4 separate regions of the Mus musculus genome follow, and regions 1, 3 and 4 are each linked to region 2. A link is a loop called in an ENCODE intact Hi-C map of the cell type or tissue named here. Cell type or tissue: heart. All regions are shown on one strand. Region 1 has its middle 4.1 kb from the start of Cry2. Region 2 overlaps Creb3l1 (cAMP responsive element binding protein 3-like 1). Region 3 overlaps Phf21a (PHD finger protein 21A). Region 4 has its middle 31 kb from the start of Gm31473.

What was found. Hi-C counts contacts between places; a loop is a spot of excess contacts. Peaks named below come from ENCODE experiments on the same cell type or tissue, not always from the same donor. Only the 100,000 strongest peaks of a DNase experiment are listed, where the experiment ranks them.
Region 1: a loop joins it to region 2, with 20 times the contacts of the local background. A loop is called at or near these places in 20 of 42 quality-filtered maps.
Region 3: a loop joins it to region 2, with 6 times the contacts of the local background. A loop is called at or near these places in 20 of 42 quality-filtered maps.
Region 4: a loop joins it to region 2, with 7 times the contacts of the local background. A loop is called at or near these places in 31 of 42 quality-filtered maps.

The regions. Positions count from the first base shown.
Region 1 is chr2:92,435,654-92,440,653 of GRCm38, forward strand. No RefSeq gene overlaps it. Among named protein-coding and RNA genes, the nearest start is that of Cry2, 4.1 kb to the left of the region's middle. In heart, a CTCF peak has its summit at 2,528 (motif pointing left); a DNase peak (open chromatin) is centred at 2,498; H3K4me3 peaks cover 286 bases; H3K27me3 peaks cover 582 bases.
Region 2 is chr2:91,983,370-91,988,369 of GRCm38, forward strand. It overlaps Creb3l1 (cAMP responsive element binding protein 3-like 1), which reads right to left. Exons shown (of 12, transcript NM_011957.2): 9 at 3,667-3,766; 10 at 2,792-2,918; 11 at 1-63. Among named protein-coding and RNA genes, the nearest start is that of Dgkz, 36 kb to the left of the region's middle. In heart, CTCF peaks have their summits at 1,293 and 2,929; DNase peaks (open chromatin) are centred at 1,282, 2,822 and 4,382; H3K4me3 peaks cover 851 bases; H3K27ac peaks cover 2,748 bases.
Region 3 is chr2:92,328,303-92,333,302 of GRCm38, forward strand. Phf21a (PHD finger protein 21A) reads left to right here. Exons shown (of 19, transcript NM_001362829.1): 9 at 10-99; 10 at 2,213-2,506. Among named protein-coding and RNA genes, the nearest start is that of Large2, 40 kb to the right of the region's middle. In heart, a CTCF peak has its summit at 2,741 (motif pointing left); no DNase peak of the experiment used is centred here.
Region 4 is chr2:92,056,734-92,061,733 of GRCm38, forward strand. No RefSeq gene overlaps it. Among named protein-coding and RNA genes, the nearest start is that of Gm31473, 31 kb to the left of the region's middle. In heart, a CTCF peak has its summit at 3,052; DNase peaks (open chromatin) are centred at 1,928 and 3,048; H3K4me3 peaks cover 2,251 bases; H3K27ac peaks cover 1,350 bases; H3K27me3 peaks cover 2,532 bases.

The DNA of each region.
Region 1 (5,000 bases), 450 kb after region 2:
AGAGTGTTTCTGGGGGTTGGAGTTACAAGGCTGTTACCAGCCTCCTGTTGTGGGTGCTGAGAAGTACCCCCAAGTCAGGTTCTCTGCAAGGAACGTACACACTGTTAACCTCTGAACCATCTCTCGCGCGTCCCCTTTCTTTTCTTTTCTTTTCTTTTCTTTTCTTTTCTTTTCTTTTCTTTTCTTTTTTTGGTTTTTCGAGACAGGGTTTCTCTGTAGAGCCTTGGCTGTCCTGGAGCTCACTTTGTAGACCAGGCTGGCCTTGAACTCAGAAATCCTCCTGCCTCTGCCTCCTGTGTTGGGATTAAAGGCGTGCGCCACCAAGCCCGGCTTACCCCCCCCCTTTTTTTTTCTTTTGAGGTATTGTATGCTTTTCTCTTTTTTTTCTATCTCCCTGGGTCCCCCTACAAGGAAGAGAACAGGGAGAGTAAGGGGTGGTCCATTCACAAATGGCCATTCAGGGAATAAATTCTTCTCTTCTCCTCTAAACTCCCATAATGCTGTGTCTATAAACTGTGAGCTCTCTGCAGCCTGGGGCTGCTCTCTCTTGTTTATGAAGAGGCTGAACTCAAATTCTGCTTGCTCAGTATGACCCTAGACAAGCTGGTTGACTTGTTGTTATTGCTTATTTTTATTATTTTTTATGTGTATGTCTGTTCATGGATGCCATCTGCATGTGGACATCAGTGTGGCCAGAAGAGAGCATTGGGTCCCCTGGAGCTGGAGTCTACACGAGGTTCTGAGCCACCTGATGTGGATGCTGGGATCTTCCTCTGGAAGATCAGAGTCTTAATTACTCTTCTATCGCCATGGTAAACCACCCTGACCAGAGAAACTTATAAAGTATTTAATTCGGGGGTTCATGGTTCCAGAGAGTTAGAGTCTCTGACCATCACGATGAAGAAAATGGAAGCAGACAGGCAGGCAGGCACAGCTCTGGAGTAGTTGTGAGAGCTTACATCTGATCCACAAGTAGGAGGCAGAGAAGGCTAACTAACAATGGCTTTAGCTTCTGAAATATTAAAGCCCAACCCCAGTGAAACACCTCTTCCAACAGGGCCACACCTCCTAATCCTTCCCAGACAGTTCCACCAACTGTGGATCAAGCATTCAAGTATTTGAGCTTATGGGGGCCATTCTTACTCAAATCACCACAAGTAGTTCTTTTAACCACAGAGCCATCTCTCCAGGCCCCCTCACTTTTTTTTTTTGTGGATTTTTTGTTTTGTTTTGTTTTCGAGACAGGGTTTCTCTGTATAGCCCTGGACTGTCCTGGAACTCACTTTGTAGACCAGGCTGGCCTCAAACTCAGAAATCCACCTGACGGGCTGGTGAGATGGCTCAGTGGGTAAGAGCACCCGACTGCTCTTCCGAAGGTCCAGAGTTCAAATCCCAGCAACCACATGGTGGCTCACAACCATCTGTAACAAGATCTGACTCCCTCTTCTGGTGTGTCTGAAGACAGCTACAGTGTACGTACATATAATAATAAATAAATCTTTTTTTTAAAATGTACATGTATTTATTTAAAAAAAAAAAGAAATCCACCTGCCTCTTTCTCCCAAGTGCTGGGAGCCACCACGCCCGGCAGCCCCCCCCCCCCTTTCTTAGTAGATACAGCAAGGTGATACATAGTTCCTTGGGCACAGTGAGCAGTTGCTATTCTGGAAAGCAGGATCTGCATCCAATTTTTCCTTCTTTGCAATTCCCAAGCCTTTTTTTACATATGACCTGTATTCCATAATTGACCCAGTAAATGAGACTTTTAATCATAAAAAAACCCTCAATATTACAGCAATAATGAAAAACAAAGATAAGCCTAACAACTCAGCCATTTTTCATGGACACTATCTATAAACATCTGAACCAGAGGGAGGGACAGTGTGGCCTCTACTGCTTGTGAACTGGTTCCATCTTGCTGTGTCATCGTCTTTGTTTTGTGTGGCTTGCGTACTTAAGTTGATAAGGATGATTCATTCCACAGAATGGATGTCCAGTGCTTGGGTAAAGTACCTGGGCGACATTCAAGGGTCAGAACACCAGTTTTGACTCCTGAAAGGACATCAGAGGACAAAGTCCACTTTGTAATTTTGTGTCTTAAAATGAGTACGGTGGAGATACCAGAGTGAGGGCACACAAACCTGCACATGACTAAAGAAGCAGAAATTTGAATTCTATTTTGGTCACCTCGGAGCTCCCCACCTCCCTCTTTAAAAGAGTCACAAATGGCTGGTTCATCTTCCACTAAAGGCAGAAGGAAGGAGGGGAGGACCCAAGGGGCAACCTGGTACTTCAAGGATGTAATGGGTCATCCAGAAAGTGAATGCTGTCTTCCCTGACCACCTTTAAGATAAATCAGCCCTGTTTTGTTTGTTTCCTTGGGTCAAAGTCCTCTGTAGAGACCATATGTGAAAACGTTCTGATTTGGACCTGCCCTTCCTGTAAATATCTGATGATTGGTGGAAAGGTGACAACGCAGAGGGCGGGACAAGCATAGAGATTTTAAGGTTCTCACGCCCTCTAGTGGTGGGACTTGGAAAGCACGAATCCATCTGGATTCCAGTCTTGGTGCAGCTTCCAAGAATACACCCAAAAATATATATTGGTCCTTTCAACTATTCAGTTTGAGGAGTCGCTAAACTTTCTCTTAGTTCAGTTTGCAGCTCCACAATTAACTAATAAATGACGTATTTACTCGGACAAGCTTCTTCAATTCTCTACGCTACCTTCATTCGAAAAATAGCCTAATCAGATGTAGTGTCAAACACCTTCAAGCCAGCTGCCTGGATGCAGAGGCAAGCGGATCTCTGAGTTCAAGGCCAGCCTAGTCTAGAGTGACTTCCAGGACAGCCAGGGCGACATAAAGAAACCCTGTATCAAAAAAACAAAACAAAACAAAACAAAAAACAACAAAAAACAAAACAAAACAAAAAAAAAACAAAAAAGAGAAGAAAGAAAAACAGAGACGAGGAAAACGACAGGTGCTGTGTAGGATGAGAGGAAGGTAACTAGACAAAAGGCTCCTAATTGAGAATCCAGAAGCAGATAAGAATGAGTGGATGACTGCTGAGAGGCGGCTCAGGCTGCTCTTGCAGGGAGCTTGGGTTTAGTCCCACCCACATGGTGGCTCACAGCCTTTGCAGCTCTAGTTCCAGGGAATCTATTCTGGCCTTTGCAGGCACCAGGCACACACACACACACACACACACCACTCAGTCACATAAAATAAAAAATAAAAATGTGAACATTACATTTATGACATGATATCTTTGTGCAATGTGGGAAAATGGCTTTTGTTATAATGCTAATGGGTCAACCCAGTACCCTAGTGTAAAAACCAAAAGGAGACACTTGGCTGTATCTCCCAACACTTACACAAGCTAACTCCAAACTAAACTAAAACAGTAGAGAAGAATTTCTTCACTTTTTGGGGGATACAGATAATAATTTCTTGAACAAGACATGAAAAGCATCCATTCAGGGAAAAATTAATAAGCTGGAGTTTTAAATGACAATAAGTTCAAGAGCTTCTGCTTATTGAAAATGATAAGAAAGTTGGAGAACAAGCAACAGAGCAGAGGGAGATATGGTGACCCTAAGAACACAGAGGAGCGCAGGTTTAAAGCTGGGAGGCTACACTGCAAGAATCTGTGCAGAAAACAAGAACTCAAAAAGAAAGAAAGAGGTCAGATCCAGAATACTGAAAGAATTCTTCCACATGGAAAGAGGCCCACAGCTAACGTTGATGAGCTCCCCATCCAGAAGCGTCAACAAGCCCTCTCCACACAGGCAAGCACAGAGCGTGAACCTGTCCTCAGGCCGCCAATGGTGCTTTCCCCCTCCTCTGCTAGTCTGCTTCTCTGAGGCACTGGACCTTCTGACCTTGCTTTCTGTATGCTGGTCACCTTGTGTGTCTGCCACTGTAATTCATTTTCTTTCTTTTTTTCTTTGTGAGGTTTTGAGACAGTTACATATAGCCTAGACTAATCTTGGTTTTTTTGTTGTTTTGTTTTATTTTGTTGATTTTCCAAGACAGGAAAATCTCTGTGTAGCCCTGACTGTCCTGGAACTCACTTTGTAGACCAGGCTGGCCTTGAACTCAGAAATCCGCTTACCTCTGCCTCCCAAGTGCTGGGATTAAAGGTGTGAGCCACCACCGCCCACCCTAATCTTGTTTTTTAAAAAAACACGTATTATTTTTATGTGTATGTGTGTGCACCTGTGTAAGTCTGTACATACCACATGCATGCAGGAGCCCACAGAAGCCTGAAGAAGGTGTCAGATCCCTTGGAACTGGACTTACAGGCAGTTGTGGGCTACCATGTGGGTGTTGGGAACTGAGCCTAGGTCCTCTGCAAGACCAAGGCAATTTCTCCAGCTTCTGATCCTCCTGCCTCCACTTCCCAAATGCTGGAATTGCAGGTGTGCAGCATGCATCTGGTTTTTATGTAATGGTGGGAGTAAAACCCAGGGCTTTGTGCATGACAGGCAAGTACTCTACCAATGAAGCTATGTCCCAGGCCCTTCCCTGTGTGTGTGTGTGTGTGTGTGTGTGTGTGTGTGTTATTCTGCTATTATAAAATATGTACAACACAAATTAACATTTTAGTCACATTACATCGTCCCCATAGAAACCCTGTACCTATCAAACAGTGTACCACCATTCCTTCCTGCTCAACACCTTAGTTACCTCTGTTCTGTTGCCAGCTCATGAAAACTAGTCCCCCTCACATATGTGGAGGCGCGCAACATCTGTCCTTCTGTGTCTGAGTTTTCCCCCTTTGCGTGTTTACAAGTTTCAGCTATTGCAGGGCTTTGGGGTCCGGCTTAGGTTTCAATAATAAAGACATGGAGATGTCTTTATTGTATAAGGCTGCTGGCCTTTTCTCTGCGGCAGTCTCTCAGCGAACCTCTAACTTAGCCCTGCTTCTCTGCCACTGAAACCTGTTGCTTGGCTCTCACTGTTGTCTTTCCTGCTCTGTCCCATCCTGCCTCTGTCC
Region 2 (5,000 bases):
CACCTCGGCCATCTTCCCATGAGCCTGCCCCATCATCGTAGAACAGTAGGCTTCGGGAAGGCACTGTGGAGAAAACCAGGGTGAGCCACGGAGGCCCCTCAGGTATGTGCCCTCTGCCGGATCTGCTTCATTCACTTGCCGGGCATGAAGAGTACAGCCTCTGACATCTTACAGGCTTGACTCCTCCTCCTAGCCCTGAGGATCCCTGGCTATGTGATTTTAGGCTAGTCACACACTCTGCTCTGATTTTGCTGGGCATCAGTTTGTTGATCTGTAAAATGGGGATAGTATAACCAACCTCACGGAGATTCAAGGATTCAATGAGTAAACGCAGTATAACAATTGAAGCTGTGCTGCTTTTTGTTTTTGTTTTTGTTTTTGTTTTTTTGCTTTTCGAGACAGGGTTTCTCTGTGTAGCCCTGGCTGTCCTGGAACTCACTCTGTAGACCAGGCTGGCCTCAAACTCAGAAATCTGCCTGCCTTTGCCTCCTAAGTGCTGGAATTAAAGGCGTGCGCCACCACGCCCCGCTCGGAGCTCACAAAAATGTAGCACTTCTGAGCAAGACAATAATGGTTTGCTTACTGGGAACTGGGACTTTTCCCTCCTTATATTAAGGACTGAACCCAGAACTTCGTAATAGCTAGGTCAAGACTCTCTCTCTCTCTCTCTCTCTCTCTCTCTCTCTCTCTCTCTCTCTCTCTCTCTCTCTCTCGTTTATATTGAGACGGGGGGGGGTCTCACTAAGTTGCTCAGGCAGGCCATTAATTAATTTTGTAGCCCGTGTAAGCCTTACACCTACGCTCTTTAGGCCTTGACCTAAGAAGCTAGGATCACACTGACAGGACCTGCTGAGAGCTGGGTTCGAATCCTCCCGTGCCACTTACTTCCTGGGAGAATTAAGGAAACCCTTTTCTTTTCTCTTCTAGGCTAGTTCCTCTGGGAAGTCAAGGGGAGAGAAAAAAAAAAAAGAATGTTTGTTGGACACCCGTGCCAGGCTTTATATAAAGCCCTTAGCTTAAAGCCAATTAAATCTCACACGAAGCCCTGGGAATGAGGTGCTTTAAGCCCCGCTTCCCAGAGCTCATCATCAAGGGTCCCCGTAAATTGGCTTCCTGGCTCCAGTCTGCTGCCTGCCTCCCAGCTTCCCCTGCAGGGTTTAATCTATGAGAATCTATGGAAAAGGCGGCCCCTGGCATTGTGTGAAGCTGCAGTCCGGAAACCAGCCCGCTCAACAAGCCACCTCCTTCCTCAGACGTGCCCTCTGCCCTGCCCTGTGCTTCACTCCCTCCAGAGGCTCATTCATGTCCTCCCTCCCCCTCCCTGGGGTTTGTACTTTAGCACAGCCCCTCCTCTTCTGTGTCTGCTTCCTCTCCTCTGTCCTTGATAGCCTTGGCCCGCCCCGCCCCGCCCCCGCGCCAGCCCCACCCCACCGCTCCATCGCAGCCCCTCTCCTCTCAGTTCTCCTCCCAGCTCCCAGCTCCTGTCCTCCCTTCTAGCCTCTCAGCCTTGCTCACCGCCCCCACCCCCACCCCCGCAGTACCCCTCCTCTCCATACACTCCCTGCTCTCCCCTCTCTCTGACCTCTCATCTGTTTCCTCTTTCTCTTCAGCCACGTAAGATTCATGTCCCTGGCATATGAAGGATGGCCTAGAAGTTCTTCCATGGGTCTACCGGAAGTGGCCTCTACCTCTGAAAGCCATGCTAATCTTTGCTGTTCCCTATACTCTTGCTGTTCGTGGCCTGTCTTTCCCCTCATGTCAGGAGCTATTCCAGAAGGCAAGGTATATGCTCACTGTAAGGATGGCAGTTTCTGGAGTCTAGAAATCAACATGAAGCCAAGATGTGCACCCTGGCTCACACAACTAGCAAATGCAGAGCCGGCTGTGACTGATTCTGAAATGAACCACACCGCACTCCATTGGGGTGGCACCCACATCACAACTACCATGCTCCCCAGGGGTAGGCACTCCCAGCAGAGTCCTGACACCTGCTGCAGGTCCCCTGTGCCTCAGCGGCTTTCTTAACACTGTCACATCAGAAATGACTGAAGACTGACACTCACTTGCTGTCCCTAGAACACTCTGCCGCCCACTAAGTCTGCCCTCTCCACATCGCTGCGCCAAAGGATCTCAGAGAGGCAAAGAATCTGGTCCTCAGGCTGGAGAGATGGCTCAGCAGGTAAGAGCACTGACTGCTCTTCCAGAGGTCCTGAGTTCAATTCCCAGCATCCACACGGTGGCTCACAACCATCTGTAATGGGATCTGATACCCTTTTCTGGTGTGGCTGAAGACAGCTACAGTGTACTTACATATAATAATAAATAAATCTTTAAAAAAAGAGTATAGAATGAGATAATGCCAACCCAAATCTCTTATAAATATTTATTTTTAATTTTTTTAATGTGTATGAATGCTTTGCCTGCCATTGTGTCTGTGTACTACCTGGGTGCTTGGTGCCTTCGGTGACAAGAATTTGGCATCTCATCCCCTGGAACTGGAGTTGCAGGTGGCTGTGAGCCACCATATGGGTGGTTAGGCACCAAACATGGGTCCTCTAAAAGAGCAGCCAGTACCAAGCCATCTATCTCTCCAGCACTCCAGACTTTTTGGAGACAGGGTCTCACTAATGTATCCCTGGCTGGTCTGGAACTCCTCATGTAGACTGGGCTGGTCTTGAACTCATAGATCCACCTGCCTCTGCCTCCAGAGTGCTGGGATTAAAGGTGTGAGTGCAGCTGATATGGCTTCTCTCTAGTAACTGGCTAACACCCAGAGTTTGGAGGTACTTACTCTGACTGGCTGCATAGACACTGTCAGCTGCGATAGGGTCTTCTTTCACAGTCATTGAGCCGGAAGAGAATGCAGGAAGGCAGGGCACAAGGGAGCCCAGCACCAGAACGAAGCACAAGGCTGCCACCTAGTAGTAGACAGAGCAGTCTATTATTAGTCGGATCTGGGGCAGGGCAGGCCTACAAGACTGGCCACTCCCAACTCTCCTCACCCTAAAGCATTGGACGCAAAAGGCTCAGTTTCCCCCAAATGCCTCCCCAGAGCTGGCTGCTCTCTTGGAAGCAGACACAGGCTGTTCAAGTCACCTTTAATCCAATCTAGTGACATGAAAGGGACCAGAGACCAGAGGGCGGGGTTCTGTGTGGTTTCACCTATAGAGAAATCAGGAAAGGAAGAAAGGGGAAGGGGGGAAGGGGAAGGGAGGGTTGCAACTGTGACCAGGGAGAAGGACACATAGCCACATCACCTTCGCAGCCTGAGCCTGAGAAGGAGCCAAGGGCCCCGGGGAGCTCCAGCGAGGCCCTGCCCTTAGAATGTCAGAGGCAACATGTGCTTACCAGGGAGGACAGACTAATGGAAGAGAGCCACTCAGAGGCTGAGCCTGACCTAGGTGTCCCCTCTAGCCTTGGGGACCCTGAGGGGGGCTCCTTTATTTTCTCCCTATCACCCATCCCAAGAAGAATCACACTCCTTGAATCTATAGAAGCCACTTTTCCAAGGACCTGCCTTTCACTAGATTTAGCAGCATCAACCTCACATCTATTAGAACTGGCCTGGACAGGTCACTGGTCCCCTCAGACTCTGCTCACTGTCCTGGAGAGCTAGCCTCAAGAAGAGCTTCCCCCTGCTGCCTTATGCTAAGGAGTAGCACCTACCATGAGGCAGGTGCCGGTCTGCGTGGCTGCCATCTTGTACGGTCTGGAGATCTTGCTGGTGACCAGAGTCTGGAGTTTCTGCAGCTGCTGGAGCAGGGTCCTGAGGAAGGCACAGAAGTCACCATGGGGACTCAGGTACAGCAGCCATGTCTGCATCCTGGCCTCTCCTGAGGAGCCCTGGCTGGCTCCTGACTGGGCCTCTATGCTTTGGTGCCCATTGTAGTCAAGATATAAAAGGTCACCTCCTGGTAGGCTTTCTGCAGCCTGGCTTGGGTCTCGGGGACCTGACTCATGGTGGGAAGCTGGGTCATCCTGTAGAAGCTTAGGGGTGCCTAACTCTTGCTCCTGACTTCTCAGGAGAGGATGGATTTCCTTTTCTTATGCAGCACCAGTCACAGAGATATTGACTCTCCTCCCTTGCACCCCACAGCACCCTGATTCCACAAGAAAGACACTTGACATAGTGTGTAGTGCAGTCAGTAAATGGGCCATTGTTTATGTTCATTTATTGCTGTTTTACCATTATCACAGCACCTGTAGCACATTAGCTTTATTTGGGGAGTTCCATTGTTGTCTCAGTTGCTAACTGAGGGCAAGAACTAGGTGCTGCCCAGCACAGAATCCTGGTTAATACTGCACTTCTCCACCCAGCAGTGTTCATGCAGTTCCTGAAGTGGACAGCAGGTGGCGCAATAGTCTTAAAACAGATTTTTAAGGGCAGAGGTAGCGAGGTGAAGTTTGAAGGCTCCGCCCCTACCCCATTCCTGCCTGAGAAGCTGGGTCTGAGAAAGGAAAGGAGAAAATATGTAGCAAGTTCTCCTGAGGCCTGGGAAACAGAAGGATGCCCAAGTACATAGGAAGTTCATGACTGAGCTACAAAACAGAAAAACCCTGATTTCAAAAATTGAGCACTCAGGTTAGGCTAGGTGGTGCACGCCTGGAAGAAGCCTTGCACTGGGCCAGGCAGCCAGAGGGGAAGGAGGATCAGGAGTCCAAGGACAGCTTCAAGGGCATCATGAGTTTGTGGTCAACCTGGCTACACAAGAACATGTTTCAAAAAGTGACAGGGGTGGTTAAATGGCTCAGCACATACAAGTACTTGCCAGCAAGCCTAATAACCCCAGTCCCGTCCCTGGTACCTATGGGTGGAAGGAGAGAATTGACTACTATAATTTGCCATCTAACCTGCACAGGTAACAGCATGGTGTGCACACACATACTCAAAAAATAAACAAACTAAAAACTTAAAATATGTAAACAGACAAAAACTAAAAACATAGCAAGGGAGCTTAGCGAAGTGGTAAAGTGTTTGTGCGGTGTGTACAAGGTCCTAG
Region 3 (5,000 bases), 340 kb after region 2:
GTTTCTTAGCAGGTTCAAGCAACACCTCCTCAGCCCATCAAAGTACCACAGTTTATCCCTCCTCCTAGACTCACTCCACGCCCAAACTTCCTTCCACAGGTGAGTGAGGCAGTGGGAACTCCACCCGTGGGAAGTGTGGTGATATCCTCAGGGGCTTGCCCATGCAGTGAAGGGGCAGTGAAACTACCTGAGAGAAGGAAGGCGGCCAGGATAATACCAGTGGAGGGAAGCATCGTGGCACCATTACCTTGGTTGGGGGAAATATAGCCATATTTAGCAAAGGGAAACTTTGCTAAAAAGACTAGAAGGAGGGCTGGAGAGATGGCTCAGAGGTTAAGAGCACTGACTGCTCTTCCAGAGGTCCTGAGTTCAATTCCTAGCAACCACATGGTGGCTTACAACCATCTGTAATGAGATCTGACCTCCTCTTCTGGATTGTCAGAAGACAGCTACAGTGAGTCTACTTACATATATAATAAATAAATCTTTTTTAAAAGTGGGGGGGAGGAGTGGGCAAGCAGCCCCTTTTTAAAAAAAAAAAAAAAAAAAAAAAAAAGACTAGAAGGAGAATCAACAGCCAGACGAGCCCTTGTGACACCTGGCTTACAGGAGTTGGCATAGGGGTCTGCATCGGGCTTTTCTACCCAGCAACTAGACTGACTCTGCTCGACCCCAAGCAGTCCATCCAATAGAAAGACCAACACTTATGCTCTGAGAGTATAGCTTTCAGACACAGAGAAAAAGGAGTCTGTCTGTGAGGGGTCATATAGTACTAGCATGAGAGAAGACCATCCTCTTATTTATCAGATAGATCTTTACTGTTGGTAGCAAACGTTCCAAGCTATTGTGTCCTGAATATGCTAATTTCCAAGACACAGCTGCAGCAGCATCACAGTTGCCTATAGGGTATTAGCGTCCATAGGGGAGTACGGTAGACTGAACGTGTGGATGGGACACAGACCATTCTGGACTGAGAAAGTACATTCATGATTTCCTAGAATAGTCTACATTCAATGTGAGACCTAAAACCCTAGTAAAGTCTGTCTGATATATTTTGAAGAAGGAATTTTTTAAATGTCCCAGGCTGAGAGTACCAAGTAGGCTTTCATGTCTTGAGTGGAGACACACCATGTACATTCAAAAAGCCAAGGAGATTTGCTGTGGCTGTGCAGAGACCATGAGGCTACCCAGGTTAGACTTAAAGAAGATCCTGGAAAAGTGTCCTGGAGAAGAGCGAGCCTGTGGATCGTCACCATTGTGCAGAGATGTGGGTTGAGTCCTAGCAGCAAGGGGGTCTATGGAAGTGTTTACAGGCAAATACTTAACTGGATGTCTTAGAGATTCCCTCTTTTTGCTGGTAGACAACAGGTTGGAAATGGACAGGAAGCACAGGCTGGACATTAAAATGTCATGAGCTGATCTTCAGAGACTCTGCCTCTAGTCCTAGGCACTTTATATGGACTGCCTGGTTTCTTTGGGTTTTTTTTTGGGGGGGGGGGTTGTTGTTGTTGTTGTTTTTTGTCTGTCTGGTTTTTTGTTTGTTTGTTTTTGAGACAGGGTTTCTCTGTGTAGCCCTGGCTGTCCTGGAACTCACTCTGTAGACCAGGCTGGCCTTGAACTCAGAAATCCATCTGCCTCTGCCTCTGCCTCTGCCTCTGCCTCCCAAGTGTTGGGACTAAAGGCGTGTGCCACCACTGCCCAGCTGACTGCCTATTTTCTTTCTCACAACAGCTGTATGAAAGGCTTTCAGGAAAGAATCAAAGGTTTAGTTCATGTTTTTCAAACTAAAATTAATTAATGTGATATGTTGGTAGATTTCATGAAGCTTTTGTGCTTTAGAAATGTATATAGGTGTAGCAACAAGGTCTTGCTGCTGTATCAGTAGCAGCCATCACGGGATCATTTTAAATTAACCTAAACATTCAGACTTAGAAGTCTGTCATTGGCCGGGCGGCTGTGGCGCACGCCTTTAATCCCAGCACTTGGGAAGCAGAGGCAGGCGGATTTCTGAGTTCAAGGCTAACCTGGTCTGCAGAGTGAGTTCCAGGACAGCCAGGGCTACACAGAGAAACCTTGGCTCAAAAAACAAACAAACAAACAAACAAACAAACAAGAAGACTGTCATGGGCCACACTTGGTACCAGTATGCTTGGAAACACTGGAAGACTTGCTACTTCTGGTAATGCAGATTTTTTTTCTCTCTCTCTCATAGGTTCGACCCAAGCCTGTGGCCCAGAATAACATTCCTATCGCTCCAGCGCCTCCTCCCATGCTTGCAGCTCCTCAGCTTATCCAGAGGCCTGTCATGCTGACCAAGTTTACACCCACAACCCTCCCCACATCCCAGAATTCCATCCACCCTGTCCGTGTTGTCAATGGACAGACTGCAACCATAGCCAAAACGTTCCCCATGGCCCAGCTCACCAGCATTGTCATAGCTACTCCAGGGACCAGACTCCCTGGACCTCAGACTGTACAGCTTAGCAAACCAAGCCTGGAGAAACAGGTAAGGGCAGAGTGTGTCTGCACCTGCTGTGGCAATAGCCTTGCCCTTGAAACAGCAGCTGCTGGACGCTTTCTAAATACTCTTTCTCAAGTGTTCTTCATCTCAGCACCAAATCAACATCCTATCACTTTATTGTATGATAATTCACTCACATTCAAAAGAGCCTTTCTCCTGAATTAAGTTGAATTGTTTTCCCAAGGCTTCAGAGTCTTATGTAAATGTGCTCCCCCTGCTGGCTTTGATGCAGAAATTCACAGACAGGCCCCTCTGCCTCAGGGAGGAAGCACCCCATACTGGAACAGAAAATACCATGGTTACTTTACCCACTGAGAGTCCAAGTGAAGACCCAACTGGGAGCGTCACTCAGGAGCAATAAACAAAGCAGAGAAGGGATTTCATTTCAGAAACTTCCTTGATCATCACAGATGACATAGAACCAAACTGTAACTTTCTAGACTACATGTAGCAGACATTTTATTTTAGTTCAAACATTGAAGCCCTACCTTTATATTTTCTAAATTCAGATTTTTATCATAATTTAGTAAAGTTAGTAAGACTAGAGGAAAACTGGTTACCTCCAAAAATAAAACCTTGAAGGCACAAGAGCAGCCTTGGGGAGAAGGGATTTCTAACCGTCACTCTTTCCTGTCAAGAGAAAGAGCAGTGACAACAGTAGGCTTCAGAGAAAAACAGTTTTCAAGAAGTTGCTTTAACTAGCCATTGGCCTGCTGGGGCAGTCTATAATTTGGAATCCAGGAGGCTTAGGCTGCAAGATGGCTGCCACCTGCTCCCAGCCCTGGCTGCAAGCCAGGACTGCCCTCTAGCTGTAGAGCACTGAGCTCCTTGACAGGGCTTCATGGTCCCATTTCCCATCGCTAAACCTCACTTGACTTTATAAAGAAAAAGTTGTTTTGTTTTGTTTTTTTTAATTTCCATTTTATTTTTCCTTTTCCTTTTCTGATTATATAGATATAATACATGTGACTTAAGGATACAGACATCACAGAAATATAAGTTGTAGAAGATTCTCTCCCCCAACTTATGCATTTTCTGAAATATTTTACAAAATTTTACCTGTAGTAGTTAGTTACTATGAACATTTTCAATCATGTGCTTGTCTCAAACCATCAGTGTCCTGGGCTGTTTCTAATCACTCAGACTTGGTCTCTCATCCATGAGAAAATAGTCTCTGGTGAGTCTCAGTCTTCTGCCTGAGCGGGTGGCCAACCATGATTCAGAGAGCCCGGCCCCTGGTGGGGTTGTCACAGGCTGCCTTGGCCTTCTTAAACAGAAGAATCTTGCATACACACTCCCAGGCAGCAGAGTTGAATTATAAAACTTTGTGTTTAGGAAACACACAAGACAGCTCATCACCATTCCTGCAGAGCCTGCCCAAACACCAGGAAGTGCTATGAGGGCTATTCTGAAACAAATTACTAACACCAACTAAATCAGAAGTTTTTAGACTGTGTGGCAGTCGGGCCTTGGTGCTTAAATATGGAAAGTCGTGTGCTCAAGTACAGGGGCGTAAGGGACAAGTCCTTGAAGCTGTGCTGAGTCTTAGTCGTGCTGTGGGGCCTCTGTGCACCTCAGAAGGTGACTGCACAGTGCCACTTTCCATCACTTCTCTTTTACCTTTTGCTAAGTAAAGAAAAAGCTTTTTGCCAGGCAGTGGTGGCACACACCTTTAATCCCAGCACTCAGGAGTCAGAGACAGGTAGATCTCTGAGTTCAAGGCCAGTCTAGTCTACAAAGCTAATTCCAGGACAGCCAAGACTATACAAAGAAACCCTATCTTAAAAAACAAAAGGGGCTGGAAAGATGGCCCAGCGATTAAGAGCACGACTATTCTTCCAGAATTCCCAGCAACTACATGGTGGCTTACAACCATCAGCAGTGGGATCCAGTGCCCACTTCTGGTATACATGAAGACAGTGACAGTGTGCTCATATACATTAAAAAAAAACATATATACACACACACAAACACATTTTCATCTTATTTTTTCCATTTCTTTTTCTGATTATACAAACAGCATCCATGATTTTAAAAATGCAAATATCACAGAAATATAAATTATAAAAGATACTCTCCCTACAACCTATGCATTTTCTATTATATTAATTTTACTACCAGTAGTTAATTAGTATTAACATTTTCTATTACATACCTCCAGATATTTTCTATTTACTTGCTAACTGAACTTTAAAACAACAGAAGCAAACTATGTGTTTTAGCACAGTCTTTTCTAGGTCTTGGGCATCTTTTCATGTCTTGGACTTCCATGTTAATGGCATCTTATGGTTTGATTTTATTAGCACCTAAGCTCTAAGTTGAAGGCCTTCTTGCTAGTAGTATGGCTTTTCTCTTTGCTAGAAGGAATCTGGTCACTGCAGGTTTAGTTGGCAGGCCATCTGGCATAGTAGTCATACAGATTAGCACAGTTAGCAGGAACTCTCTAGACTAGGTTCTATTCTCAGAATTTCTGACTTCA
Region 4 (5,000 bases), 73 kb after region 2:
GCAGTCAATGCTGTTTAAAGTAGCATTTTCCTGTCAGCAGCGGAGTACTGTGTCAGTTTGGGATTTTCATTGTAAGTCGTGCTTCATAAATATGGCCCGATCTGTTTCGGTCTGGGTAGCAGTGCTTTTATGAGCCAAAGGAATGGGAGTTAGGAGCCAGCTGGAGAAGAAAGTTATTAATATCATGGAGCGCGGCAGGAAAGTTGAAACCATGCGCCTTGGGCTCACGTTGGGGTCTCTGCTATATCGATAGCTGATGTATGTTTCGGGTTGTCGTCACATGTTTGTGGACTGAATGCTCTGACAGAAGGAAAGGCGTTACCCAGAAGGACAAAGAGGCCCACTATTTTGCAGGAGGCAGCCGAGGACAGCCTGAGTTCTCTTGTGTTGAGTGAAGAGGGCTAATTCTTCTGGCTCAAAGACAGTGCAACAGAGACAGCTATTAGGTGACAAGTCTCCTGAGATCTGTTCACTGGCTTCCCTGTCTGGAAAAGCCACCAGCTGCTAATGCTATAGTCAAGGAGTCCTTCTACTTAACCACGCCTAAGGTTGTGATTATTGACGGTCACACCTGGATTGAATTTCCAAACAAACTTCTGGAAAAGTAAGACGACTGAGAGACAGATCCAGGGGGCAGGGCCCCACCCCACCCCTGAATCTTACACCCAGATGATCAGAGATGCAGGCGTATTCAAAAAGGAAGATTCAACCTCTTCATTGGGGGCACTCCCATTTAGACACAAGACCCAGACCCAGCCCCAGCCCCAGACAACACTCCTGTTACAAGAGCCGTGATCTAAATTCCTCGTGGAAAGTCTGTCTGAATTAGACACCTCATTTTAATTCCCATTTCCTTTTTAAGTCCGGTCCCTCCTTCTTGAGAACCACATTTAAAGCTGCGAGCTGGCCTTCCTTCTGTTTTTGCTATTTGTGTGCCAATTTCAAGGGTGGGGAGAGCCACGTTAATTTAAAAATATAGCACAAATAGCAAAATGAGGCTTAGTTTAAAGTAAAAGCCACAGAAAGAGTTTTCCCCTTCCCTTCCATGCGTTTCAGATTTTCCTAGATCCACCTTTATGTCTTCAGAGCCCAGACATAGGAAGTGACTGAGCCTCACTGGATATTCTTCCAAGCCTGAGCAAAAAGCCTCCAGCTCATGCTCTCAGGCCACCTTTATATTTTATTTTTCTGTTTTAGAGATTTGAGTTCGGGGTGGGGGGGGGGAGCTCAGAAAGCTGGCCAAGTCCCCGATTCCATGGTAGGGTTCTAAGCACCGGTAGATTTGGGATTATAACCAATATCTTCCAATCAGTTGTGTCTGCTTGTGCATTCTGGGTATTGGGAATGTAACTGTTAATTAAGGGAGTTCCTAGATTAAATCCAGGTGTCATTATTTACTAGTTTTTTGACTTTACATCAAACAGGAATCATGATCCCCACGGTACAGGCCATACTGTATCAAGGTCTAAAAAGGGCCTGGTGCGACCAATAGGCGGCGGCTGTTATGAAAATAGACCCTCTCGTCTGTGGGCTCTCTCTTTAGTCATCATCTGCCATTTTGGAAAAGGAAAGAATATTTGTAATCTACTTCAAGTGGAGGGTCTACCTCCATTTTAAATCACCCTCGGGCTCACTAGAAGGGAAGACCTGACCAGACCGAGCTGAATTTGCAAACACCTAGGCCTTTTAACCGAGTGGAATCTCTGCCGTTGCCCCCTTATACAAAACAAGATCGAAGCGGCTGGGACTTGGGAAGCCTTGAACGAATGTCAATCGGTCTAAAGAAGCCGGTCTAAATGCGGCGTGGGCTCAGTCACCTGGAGAAGGAAAGCCACTGCAGGCGGCTGTAGGCAGAGGGGACGGAAACTCCATGCGCGAGCGGCAGCGCCCTCTGCTGGTTATATGGTGCAAATCCGGAGCCTAGACCCGCCGCTGGTCAAATGGGACTCGGGATTCCTTCCGCTGCCTCCGCCCCCGCTCCGTCCCTTCTCGGGATCGCCGAGCCTAGTCTGGGTCTGGATTCCAGGAGAGGCGTCCCCATCCTACGCTTGAAGGCAGAGCAAGGACGCTGCTCCAAAACACCCGGTTCATCAGCTGAGCGGAAGCTGCAGGAATCTACCCAAATCCACCAGCGGCTGCTTTTGCCTCCCAGAAGCCGGGGCTATCCGAGGTGGTTTGGAAATGGCATCGCCTATGGCCAAGATCGAGGGTTCTGCGGACAGAGAGGAGCCCTGGGTTCGCTTTCTGCCTCATCCAGCTAGGTGACCTTGGGCAAGGTACTTAAATTTCCATGTGCCTTGTTTTCCTCATCTTTAAGATGGAGAGAATGCTCCCGACCTTGACGGATTGGCTCGAGGATTACACTAGAACAGGCAGCCTAGGTTGGGATTCTGGCATTGACATCAGCTAGTTGTGTGCCCTGGGGCAGGTTACTTAACCTCTCTGCCCTAGTTTCCTGAAAAATAGGGAGCATAACGGTACTTACCTCCGAGGGTTGTTGCCTGCAAAGCGCTTAACACTGCGATGGAAGAGTAAGCGCTTAATAAACTGTGGCTATTATGACTGTTGTCATTATTGTCCTTAAGAGCACTGAGCACAGGAGCAGAGGTCTATCGGGCTGGTTATTATTATTATGTTTCTCGAGTATGGTTATTTCTTTCCCGGAATTGTTAAAATTATTATTATTATTATTCACAAACTCGAGTCCTTATCAGTAGCTGAAGGACAAACAGTCTTCCCGAATTAGAATCCCGGGAGGAGGGCCAAGGACGCGGCGGCGGGCTGCAAGGACCGGGACCTGCGGGGAGGAAACCCGCGCCCGGGTTAGCGCGCGTCAGAGCCTCGGTGACGTCTCTAGGCCCTCGGGCTAGGGAGGCGCGGCCTGCGCACGCCAGGCGTCTGCAGTGGCCCGGGACGGCCGGGTGGTACTCCAGCTACGTGGATGCCCGGCTGGGAAAAGCCTCCCTGGGTCAGACCCTGCGCCTGCCGCTGCGGGGTGCACCCGAGGCTCCGACCGCAGCCTGGCCGGGAGGACGGAGGTGCCAACCCCTGCTCCGGTGTCCGGGCTCCGCCCAGCCTGGCGCACCGCTACCCGCGCGGAGGCTGCTCTGCATCAACATAATGCTCCCCATCCCTGCATCCTCCCGGAACCCATTCCTCATCATCCCTCAGGGCCTCAGCTCAGATTCTCCTCCCTTGGTGCTCGCTCTGACAGACTCCTCCTCTGTCTCTGGCGCCTCCCACTCGCCCGCAGCGCCCGGAGCACGCCCCGCAAGTCCACTTGGTTTGCTACGCACGCATCTCCAACTCGCTGCATCTTGTCCCCGTTACTCTCCGTCGCAGTGAAGGTGACACCACCCACCCGATCACTCGCGATGCGTCCTGGATGCTTCTACCTGCAGTGGTTACTACAGTCTACGCTACTCCCTCTGTGACCTTGTGAATTACCCTCACTCCGTTGGGTATTAACATCTTCCTCTCCAAGGTCTCCCGAGTACATCCTCCTGTATTTCGAGCCCCGTACACCCCTATTGCCCAAGCCTCGCAGCTTCTGTGGAGAAGCCTGGCGCTCCAGGCCCTCCCCATCTTCCTGAGCAAGCAGGTCTGCCATTTTCTAACACCTCATAAACTAATCCCAGTTTAGACCCTGCCTGAGTAGCACTATTTAAGTTGTTCAGTGTTTACTCCCTCTCCGATTACCTTTCCTTATTCTGCTGAACTCCAGAGGGAGTCTCTTCTTCAAGGGTGTCCCATCCCCCGTTCTACTATCTGGCGGTGTGAAATGTTTCTGGACTACAGGACCTTTCTAGGTGGCCAAAGGTCTGTGCCCCGCCCCCTTCTGCTCCCTTCTTCCCATAGCTGGGTTCCTTCTACCTAGAACACCTTTTTTCTTTCCCTCATCCCTCCTCCACCCTAAGGACCCCCAGCCTTCCCGATGTACCCAACCCAACCCAACCTCGACTCAATCAAATATTCCTTTGAAAGGTTAAAGGCCAATTTAAGAAATCTGAACCTTACAAAAACTGCATTTAAAAAAATTGCATTTAAAAATCTGAAGCTTACAAAAACTGCTTGTCTGTATCACATGCTCTCTTTCCTTACTTAAGGTTTCCTCTACTCAATCCAGAGTTTCTTAAAAGGGCACGGATCCTTTGGATCTGGGTGGAATTCTTTGAACCAATTTCTATCCCTTCCCAGAGGAATCACGTTGGGAAGCACGTTGGGGCTTCTTCATTCCCAGCACACGCTTTTATGTTTTTACTCCATATCTTGGTGCCTATAGACACTTAATGGAATCATCTAAAATTACTTTAAACGTTGAAGAGACGCTATTAGACTGAATATATAATCGTGTAACTTGATTTTTTTTAAAAACTAGGCAGCATGAACCCACATTAATGTACGTATTTCTTGATCATACTTTTTCAGTGCTGACGGGGGACCCGTTATGAATTCAGCACATTTTATTTTTCCCGTCTTCTAGAAGATATTTAGCTCATTTTCACTTTGTTTTTCTGTTAGAAACAATGCTATAATAGCTTTTTTAAAAATCTCATTCCCGAGTTTGAAAGCAGAGTTTGGGTAGATACTTGGGTGCAGAATTGCGGGACTCAGGACGCAGAACCTGGCAGCGTTGTTGGGCATGGCTGAATGGGTTTTAAGTGGTTGTACTAATTCACAGTTCCATTCGTTATGTGAGAGTTCCCCGTGTTCTACATCCCCAGCACTTGCTAATGTCAAACTTTAAAATTGTTGCCAAACCCATGAGTGTGAAATGGCATTTCAATGTTTTAATTTGCAGTTCCCTGCTTACAAGTGAGAGAGATAGGAACATACTCTCTTTGTTTATTGGCCATTTGCCTCTCCTCCTTTTTAAATTGGCCATTGGTTTATTTGACAGTGCATCTTTTGGTCATGTCCTATGTGTGGGAGTTCTTTATATATTCTGGATACTAATCCTTTGTCAGTCTGTGGCCCATCTGGTGTCTTTTATTCCACTC